2 separate regions of the Homo sapiens genome follow, and region 2 is linked to region 1. Evidence: chromatin contacts called from ENCODE Hi-C data. All regions are on one chromosome and are shown on one strand. The core of a region is the stretch at or near the end of the contact, and the rest is flanking DNA. Distances in the headings are between cores, read along the strand shown. Region 1 has its middle 45 kb from the start of LINC00930. Region 2 holds the start of LINC00930 (long intergenic non-protein coding RNA 930).

Region 1 (4,393 bases), core at 559-3,058:
TGTCTAATAAAAGTATAACCTACTTAGCCAGGCCAAACAAACTGAGTTCTGACCTCCCGTCCACCCAGCTGCTGAATGGTTTTGCAGCTTTAGGATCGTCCAAGGCCACAGCTATCCTCAAAAAGCAGCTTGAGGGCCAGAACATGCCTCTGAGGTCACAGGTGGCAGAGCCTAAGAAGGAGAATGTGGCAGCTCTCACTCCACCTGGCAAAGCAAAGGTCCCGGGGGAACTAAGATGTGTTAGTTGCTCACCCACGCTGAGCACTTCTGTACATCTTCACATTTCATTTTGTCCGGGTTAGCTCAAGGTCGTTCTCCTTCCCCCTGCCTTTCCTTCCTCCCTTCCTTCCCCCTTCTTTCCTCCCTTTCCTTCCTTCCTTCCTTGCCTTTCTTATTTCCTTCCTTCCTTTTCTTTCTTCCTCCCTCTCTTCCTCCCTCCCTTTCCTCCTGCCCTTCCTTCCTTTTTCCCTCCATCCCTCCTTCCTTCCTTCTTCCCCTTCCTTCCTTTCTTCTTTCTTTCCTTCTTTTCTTTCTTCCTTCTTTTCTTTCTTTCTTCCTTTCTTTCTTCATTCTTTCCTTCCTTCCTCCCATCCTTCCTCCCTTCCTTCCTTCCTTTCTTTCTTTCTTCCTTTCTTTCTTCATTCTTTCCTTCCTTCCTCCCTTCATTCCTTCCTTTCTCTTTCTCTCTTTCTTCTTTCTTCTATTTTTAATGCACAAGTAAACCAAGTTTATTGTAGAAAATTGGAAAACACAGATGAGCTCAAAGAATAACAAATTATCCACACTACTAGAGAAAAAACAGGTCAACATTTCTTTATGCATCTTTCCAGGTATTTGGCTATATGTATATACTGACAATGACTTATGTTGAACAAAGTTTGGATCATAATAGTCTGTGGTCTAGTTTGCTCCCTTAACCTATACTGTCACGCTTTTTTCTGGTCAATTTATGTATATGTGTGTGCATATGTAACCTTGAGAATTTTTTTTAAGAATTTTTAATTTAATTTTTTTCTTCAACTTTTATTTTAAATTCCTGGGTACATGTGTAGGATATGCAAGTTTGTTACGTAGGTAAACATGTGCTATTGTGGTTTGCTGCACAGATCAACCCATCATCTAGGTATTAAGCCCAGCATGCATTAGCTATTCTTCCTGATGCTCTAACTTCTGCCAACCCCACCCCCAACAGGCCACAGTGTGTGTTGTTCCCCCCGCCATGCACTCATGTGTTCTCATCGTTCAGCTCCACTTATAAGTGAGAACATGTGGTATTTGGTTTTCTGTTCCTGTGTTAGTTTGCTGAGGATGACAGCTTCCAGCTCCATCCTTGTCCCTGAAAAGGACATGATCTTGTTCTTTTTTATGGCTGCATAGTATTCCATGGTATATATGTGCCACATTTTCTTTATCCAGTCTATCGCTGATGGGCATTTGGTTTGATTCTATATCTTTGCTACTATGAATACCACTGCAAAGATATGCATGCATTTATCTTTGTAATAGAATGATTTATATTCCTTTGGATATGTAGCCAGTAATGGGATTGCTGGGTCAAATGGTACTTCTGCTTCTAGATCTTTGAGGAATTGCCACACTGTCTTCCACAATGGTTGGACTGATTTACATTACCTTGGGATGTTTTTCTAAAATAACAAAATTATATAAAATAAATTGTAACCTGAAAGAGATAGCTCATCATTTTTTAAAGATTGTTTCATTTAGGGTTTTATAAAACAGCCAGGCAGGCAGCTAGTGGAACTTAGCCTGGGTGAGTGCCAGGTACATGGTGTTTTTTATAGTAAACATGAGGTCAGCCTCCTCAGCAGGGAGCACTGCAGGAGAAACTGGCTCTCCTGCTGTTTCCAGTACCAGCTGGAGGTGGTGTGAGGGCATCTGGTGAACTTGTGTCCTTGCCTCTCCCCACTCTTCCACCCACCTGAAGTCCCTCTGTGACTCTGCAGCCTTGCTGGATGGACGATCACTTTTCTGCAGCCCCCTTAACATGGAAACCAAAGCCCATGCGTGGGTCACATGTTCCAAAAGTTCCAGCCCACTAGTGCCTGGTCTCTGTGTGCACACCCAGCCACTGCTGCTCCCTTCTCTGCACTTCAGACGGAGGCCCGTTTCTTATCCAGCAACTCCAGACCAAACAAGAAGACTCCATTGCTTCCCACTCCTTCACCTCTGAAGTCCTAACCCCTAGCAAGTTTTTCCTTCCTCGGGTAGGCGCCCTTAGTCACAGGGAGCCGTGACAAATTTGCTTATAAGTTACTCCTTTGTCATAACCATTCTTTATATTAGACTTTCTCTCTTTGATCTGCTGTGTAGTTTCTGTCTCCTGATTGGACCTGGACTGCCACAGTCAGGCTCCTGACTCAGCTCTCTAACATTAGAGTTGCATGTGGCAAGCCACACGGCCCAAATTGGGCCCATTTATACCAAATGGTGGTGGACCCAGACTTCATCTGCCCCAGCAAAATCTTACCTCCCACTCACAGTGCTCTGAAGGACACCCTGTAGGCCCCTCCTGGGCCAGCTCCTGGGTCACTGTGCAGCCCAGGGCCCCTCCTCCTGCACTTGCTCTCCAACTGCAGACTCAGCCTACCACAAAAACAGGTTCCTTGGCCCCTGACCTTTACATCTTGCTCAAAAGTGCTCATACTGGCTGGGCGCAGTGGCTCACACCTATAATCCCAGCACTTTAGGAGGCCAAGGCAGGCAGATCACTTGAGGTTAGGAGTTTGAGACCAGCCTGGCCAACATAGCAAAACCCCATCTCTATTAAAAATACGAAAAATGAGGCTGCGGCAGGAGAATCACTTGAACCTGGGAGGTGGAGGTTGCAGTGAGCCGAGATCACGCCACTGCACTCCAGCCTGGGCAACAGAGCAAGACCCCTTAAAAAAAAAAAAGGACTCACACCATCATCTCACCTCCTTCCATGACTTCTTGAACTTTAGTGGCTCAGCCCTAGTCATCACTCCCGAAACAGCCTCCTGGATATCTCTGAATTTGACCCAAACTACAGCTGTGCAAGGAAAAGCAGGAGCTCTTCTCCTCCATTTAACATATGAGGAAACTGAGGTTCCAAGTTTCAATGCTGATTCACATGGAGAACAAATGGCATTTCCCAGAAGTGAATCTTCTGATGTCTAGCCCAGGGTACTGCTAACACATCACTGAATTTCTCTCTCTTATTGGGTGAGAAAAGCTTGTTTCTACACAGCTATAGGTGATCTAAAGTCACCTGGAGGGTTTGAACCTCAGTCTAAACAGGGCCTCCACATTTGGCTGCACAGGTTAAGCCCTGTTCAGCTGAGAGCTTCTGTAGGAGCTGAAATTCAGCCTGTGCCCTTCATGGTAAGCCACACACTGAACATAGGGCTGAATCAGCCCAGGGAAATGCATCATCTTGGCACTTGACCACCCATAAGAGGCATTTTTATGAAGTTTCCACAACCACATGGAACTATACTAGCAGCTGAGGTAGCCCAGGTTCAACGCCATTTGAGGGTATCCCTAGCTTTGGCTTTGGGCAGTGTAGACTCAACATTCTATGGGACTCCTGGGCAAGGTACCTGATGGGTGGGTGGCAAAACAGAGGGAAAAGAAGAGAAGTCCTTGCTATCAACCTAAGTCATTTGTTCCTACAAACATCCCTGATTCATGCTACATTCTGTCTGTCTCTCAGACATCTGTCCTTCCAAGTGCTCATGGATACACCCCTCTTGCTGGTATCTAATGCTGTTGGCCCTGCAACTTTCTGTACTCCTTTCAAGCCAAGTTTGGGAGCACTGGAATCCCTCTGGTCCTCCCTGTGCCAGTGGAGCATGGACATCTCCCTAAAGCTGCATATCTTCATGGGCTCTGTGCAACCATTCCCCCTCCAACCTCTCTGGCTGTTATAGTTTGGACTTGTGTCCTCACCCAAATCTCATGTTGAATTTTAATCCCCAATGTTGGAGGTGGGACGTGATGGGAGGTGATTAGATCACAGGGATGGTTTCTTATGAATGGGTGATATGGTTTGGCTGTGTCCCCAACCAAATCTCATCTTGAATTTCCATGTGTTGTGGGAGGGACCAGTGGGAGGTAATTGAATCATGGGGGTGGATCTTTCCCATGCTGTTCTCATGACAGTGAATAAGTCTCACGAGATCTGATGGTTTTAAAAAGAGGAGTTCCCCTACACAAACTCTCTCTCTCTCTTTGCATGCTGCCATCCATGTAAGAAGTGACTTGCTCCTCCTTGCCTTCTGTCATGATTGTTAGACCTCCCCAGCCACATGGAACTGTAAGTCCATTAAACCTCTCTTTCTTTTGTAAATTGCCCAGTATGTCTTTATCAGCAGAGTGAAAATGAACTAATACATTAAGTTAGTACCAGTAA
Region 2 (4,393 bases), core at 582-3,081, 45 kb after region 1:
CCTCTGAGAGAATTAAGAGGCATTAGAGCCCCACGTGGCCGCAGAACAACATCTTATCCAGCCATTCAACAGCCAGCAGGCTCCCCTTTTCATGATGCCCTTTCCGCTGTGCCCTAGGGGGCTCACCTCTTGCAGCCTTGACAGTGCAGTTCTTGCCAGGTCCCAGCAGGAACGAACTGGAAACCTCCTGGGTTTCCAGCAGCTGCTGTGCTTCTGAACTGACTCTTCCTTGGGGGTGGCAGGCGCACTGCCTCCTTGTCTACCGCTGTGGGTTTAGACAAAGTGCATTAGGCTTCTCTTCTCCCCCGGGCCAGCAGGGTTTTAGCCCTACCCACTTAGGGGTCATTTCCACAAAATAAATATCCCCCCGGCTGATAAATCCCCCCATTCTTCCTTGATACGGGGTCTCTCCGGAAACACAACAGCCTAGGTTTCTTCCTCTTTCCCACCCAACCTGCTCACTCACTTCCATCTCACACTGCCACCCCCACCCCCAGCACAGCCACCAGAACCACCAGTCCTCAGCTTCAACTGAGCCCCTGGGCTACTTCAGCATGTTCTCCTCACATCTGTACTCACATATATCTTCCTACAAGTTCCCTCGCCCTTTCACGGGCTGAAGCTCTGACTCTCTCAGAGAACATTAGCTATTGGTCAGGAATATTGTGCAAAAGACTTCACTTAATTGGAAAAGTATTCATTCTTGGTGGTCCCCAATGCCCCCAGGCCCTCAGCCATAGGATGTGGCTCTCACCTGGACAGTAGACACCTTGCTTCAATTTTCACTCTTCGCCCCTGGAAACCGTCGGCTGTTGGGGGTGAAAGGAAACTCCATAGTACTATACTGAGGTGACGTTTCCACCACCAACCATCTGCTTGGGCCCCTCTTAATTCTCCACCGGAGACTGGGGCTGCCTTCCTCAGGGATCCCAGCTATCTCTCAACACCTCGTCTTCCTCCAAGACTGGAGTCTTCGTGGAGTTCTGAGGAATTCACTTTCCAAGCAAGAAGGTTTTGGGTCCTCATGTCATCTTCCTCCAAGACTGGAGTCTTTGTGGAGTTTTGAGGAATTCACTTTCCAAGCAAGAAGGTTTTGGGTCCTCATGTCATCTTTCTCCAAGACTGGCATCATCTCGGAATTCTCAGGAATTCACTTTCCAAGCAAGAAGGTTTTGGGTCCTCATGTCATCTTCCTCCAAGACTGGCATCATCTCGGAATTCTGAGGAATTCACTTTCCAAGCAAGAAGGTCTTGGGTCCTTGTGTCTGGGGGACTCAATGCCCCCAGGAATCCTCCCTCCTCATCATGGGTTGCTCGTTGCAAGTGAAAGTCTCGTGCAGTAGGTTCCCTGTGCCTTCTTCTCTGGCCCTGACTTTGACAGGAGACCTCTTCTGGTGCCTTCTGGACCACCTGCTGCCTTACATCTGGGCTCCATACCAGAATCACCAGCATCCACTCAGAGGACACTGGGCAGCTATAACACTTGTTTTTTGCCGGGGCCAGTCCTAGTCCAATAGGGTTTCCAGGCACCCACAACAGCTGCCCAGGCAGCAAATGTCAGTCAGTTGTAAACCAGCCGGGTAAGACTCACACTTTGGCTTCCCTACATGGACTTCGTTTTGGGAGAAATTCCAGGATTTCAGACTCTCAGGGCCCATGGTCACTGAGCTCAATGTCCCCAATAGGTCACACCCTGCAGCTGCACCTCTAAGAGCTTGTGCTTCTGCCAAAACAATAAGCTTCTACTAGATGGGTCAGATCCGTTCTCTGACTTGATGCAATGGCCACTGTCCCTTCAGTCTGGCCCCTCAGCATCTGAGTCAGTGGGAATGTGATGGGCCCCATATGTAGAAGGAAGAACTGAAAGGAAGCACAGGAAGAACAGGAAGGAAGCAAAAGAAGGAAGGAAAGGAAGCCACCAGCTTCCTGCTGAGTCTTGATTAGGGCTCCTGGACAGATATTCTCCTCCTCCTGTTGCAAAAACTGTTGGAATTAACATAAAGCCTCTGAGCCCAAGCTTCCTCAAGTGTACAATGAGGATACTGGAGTCCGGAATCTCTGAGTGCTTCTCTGTGATGGACAGAACAATGCCCCGACAAAGATGCTCATGCCCTCCTCCCCAGAACCTGTGAATATGTCACGGTGCATGGCAAGGGGGGAATTAAAGTTGCCGGTGGAATTTAGGTTGCTAATAGGCTAACCCTAAGATGGGGAGATTAGCCTCGATTATCAGGGTGAGCTTACTGTCATCACAGGGACCCCTATAAGTGAGAGAGGGAGGCAAGAGAAGTAGTGTCAGAATTAGAGACGAATTTGCAGAAGCTGGCTTTTAAGATGGAGGAAGAGGCCATGAGCCGAAGGATGCCGGTGGCCCCTAGAAACAGGAAAAGGCAAGAAAAAGGTTCTCCTCTAGAGCCTCCTGAGGAGCACAGCCTTGCCAACACTTTGAACTTTGCCAGTAGTTTGAACTTCTGTCTTCCAGAACTGTGAGATAATAAATCTGTACTGTTTTAACTCATTTATCTTGTGGTAAACTTGTAACAGCCGCCGTAGGAAGCTAATTCACCCTCATCCCTCACATTCACACCACAATCTCCTTCTTCTCACCGGCATTCCATCTCCTCTGCCTCCCAAGTCACAGAGCCCCAGGTGCCACAATGGCTGTGGAGTCTGCGGTGCAACCTCATTGCAAATATTTGTATGCTCGGAAGAAAAACACGAGTACAATGTCCTATATTTACGAGGACCTTACTACTCTTAAATCGCTGTCGTTCAAAAACAAAACAATTTTTTTCAGCGTGTTCTTATACGCCCATTACTGAGCTGGTCCCTGGGGATGCAAAGACACATGGACCTCATTGTTTTCCTCCAGGAATTCACTTGGAAAAAGAAACACGGGAGATGCTGCCTAGAATCCTTGATGCCTCCGAAGTTAGACTGGAGTTGGATTAACCCGGCCTCTCTCTGTGGAAATAGGAGATGGCTAGAAGAGTGACATCAATCAGCCACAACTGCTTCAGCCTCATAACGTCGGAGCAATGGTATCAGACTTGATGCAGAGACTACCCGGGCATATGTGGCTTTTTTTTTTTTAAATGTAGTGAAAAATTCCAAGTCACAGCCACAACACTGAACTATCAAAAGATCATTTCATGTTTTGGTTTGTATTAAATGCTCTTTGCACTTTGCTTTTGTTAGAGATGGCTAGAAAATTCTAGAAATAAGGAGTGCTAGAGAAGAATCACTGCTTAAGAGCAGGATCTCAAAGAATACATCCTTTGCCCCCTATATCCTCTCCCCTTTCTGATTCTCAAAAAGACACTTCAAACTGATAGATAGTCTTTATGTAGATGAATGGGACAAACTCAAACGTGAGAGTTGATCCTTTTCTTTTTTTTTTTTTTTTTTTTTCTCCAGATCCTGAGGAATTGCCATTAGGACCTGGAAACAAATATGTTGCGTGGAAGACTTACTGACAAAGGAACTTTTACTGAAGTCCTCCTCTAGTGCTGAATAGTGACTGCTGAAATGGCCAGACTGGCAACATATCAGGAGGCAAACTGGCATTCCTATTAGATGGAATGTCCAAGAAACCATACTTTTTTAATGGGGTTGAGGATTGCCTGCTTCTATAAGAAGATAGGTATTTTCTGTATCTAGCCAGGTGAGACCACACATTTAGAGTTATAAGACAGATTGACAAGATCAGAACTACAATTACAAGCTATCCACAAACTGTTGCAGAGGCAGACAATGTTTTCTGGATGCTTTCCTTAGCCTGAGTTTCTGAACCTACTACTATATGAAGGAGTACTGCCAAGACCTAGCCAAAAAACAAAAACAAAAAAGGCCCTGGTGGCTTCAAAGATTTTGACATTGAAAACTTGTCCCAGTACCTGAAACATACAATGTCATGTGTCAGCAAGCTCAGCCTGGAGCCCACACCTTGGCCATCTGCCCAGAATTCTCACCCCAGTTCTCTAAAACTCTACTCTTTCTTCTCGGGTGGACTACTTTTTGATCCCAAAGGGCAATGTTAATGGGGCTTTGATGCAACTGAGACATAGTCCAAAAAAAAAAAAAAAGGATACAGAGTACACAACACAAGAACTCTTAGAGGACACCTACTTCCAGATAGAAGAACTAAGTTCCTCATGTGTCCCCATAGAGATGCAACATTTTAGAAGAGAGTTTGAAGACCCAGCTGCCAATGGTCAATCACTGTCACATCGGAGGAGCTAGCAAAAGACACTACTAACAATTATGGGAATAAAAACTTCCTTGTTACTTTAAAGTTTTCAGATCATCTGTTAAAGCTGATAAGGCCATTGGCATCTATTCTGTTCATTGTACTCTGTCTCCTCTTTTACTTCCCTCCCAGTCCCTATCCTTT

Evidence for each region. Hi-C counts contacts between places; a loop is a spot of excess contacts on that map. Pooled maps may share reads with other maps.
Region 2: a map of Right ventricle myocardium inferior shows a loop between it and region 1 (10-fold over the local background). The contact joins the promoter of LINC00930 here to the enhancer-like site in region 1. A Hi-C loop is called at or near these places in 1 of 168 maps with a recorded cell type or tissue (Right ventricle myocardium inferior) and 2 of 50 pooled maps.

The regions. Positions count from the first base shown.
Region 1 is chr15:92,525,528-92,529,920 of GRCh38, forward strand. No RefSeq gene overlaps it. Among named protein-coding and RNA genes, the nearest start is that of LINC00930, 45 kb to the right of the region's middle. Within about 2 kb of position 1,809, at least 4 of the 41 ENCODE cell types and tissues checked have a DNase peak (open chromatin) inside an H3K27ac peak, as active enhancers do.
Region 2 is chr15:92,570,432-92,574,824 of GRCh38, forward strand. It overlaps LINC00930 (long intergenic non-protein coding RNA 930), which reads right to left and starts at 1,832. Exons shown (of 4, transcript NR_021493.1): 1 at 755-1,832; 2 at 127-265.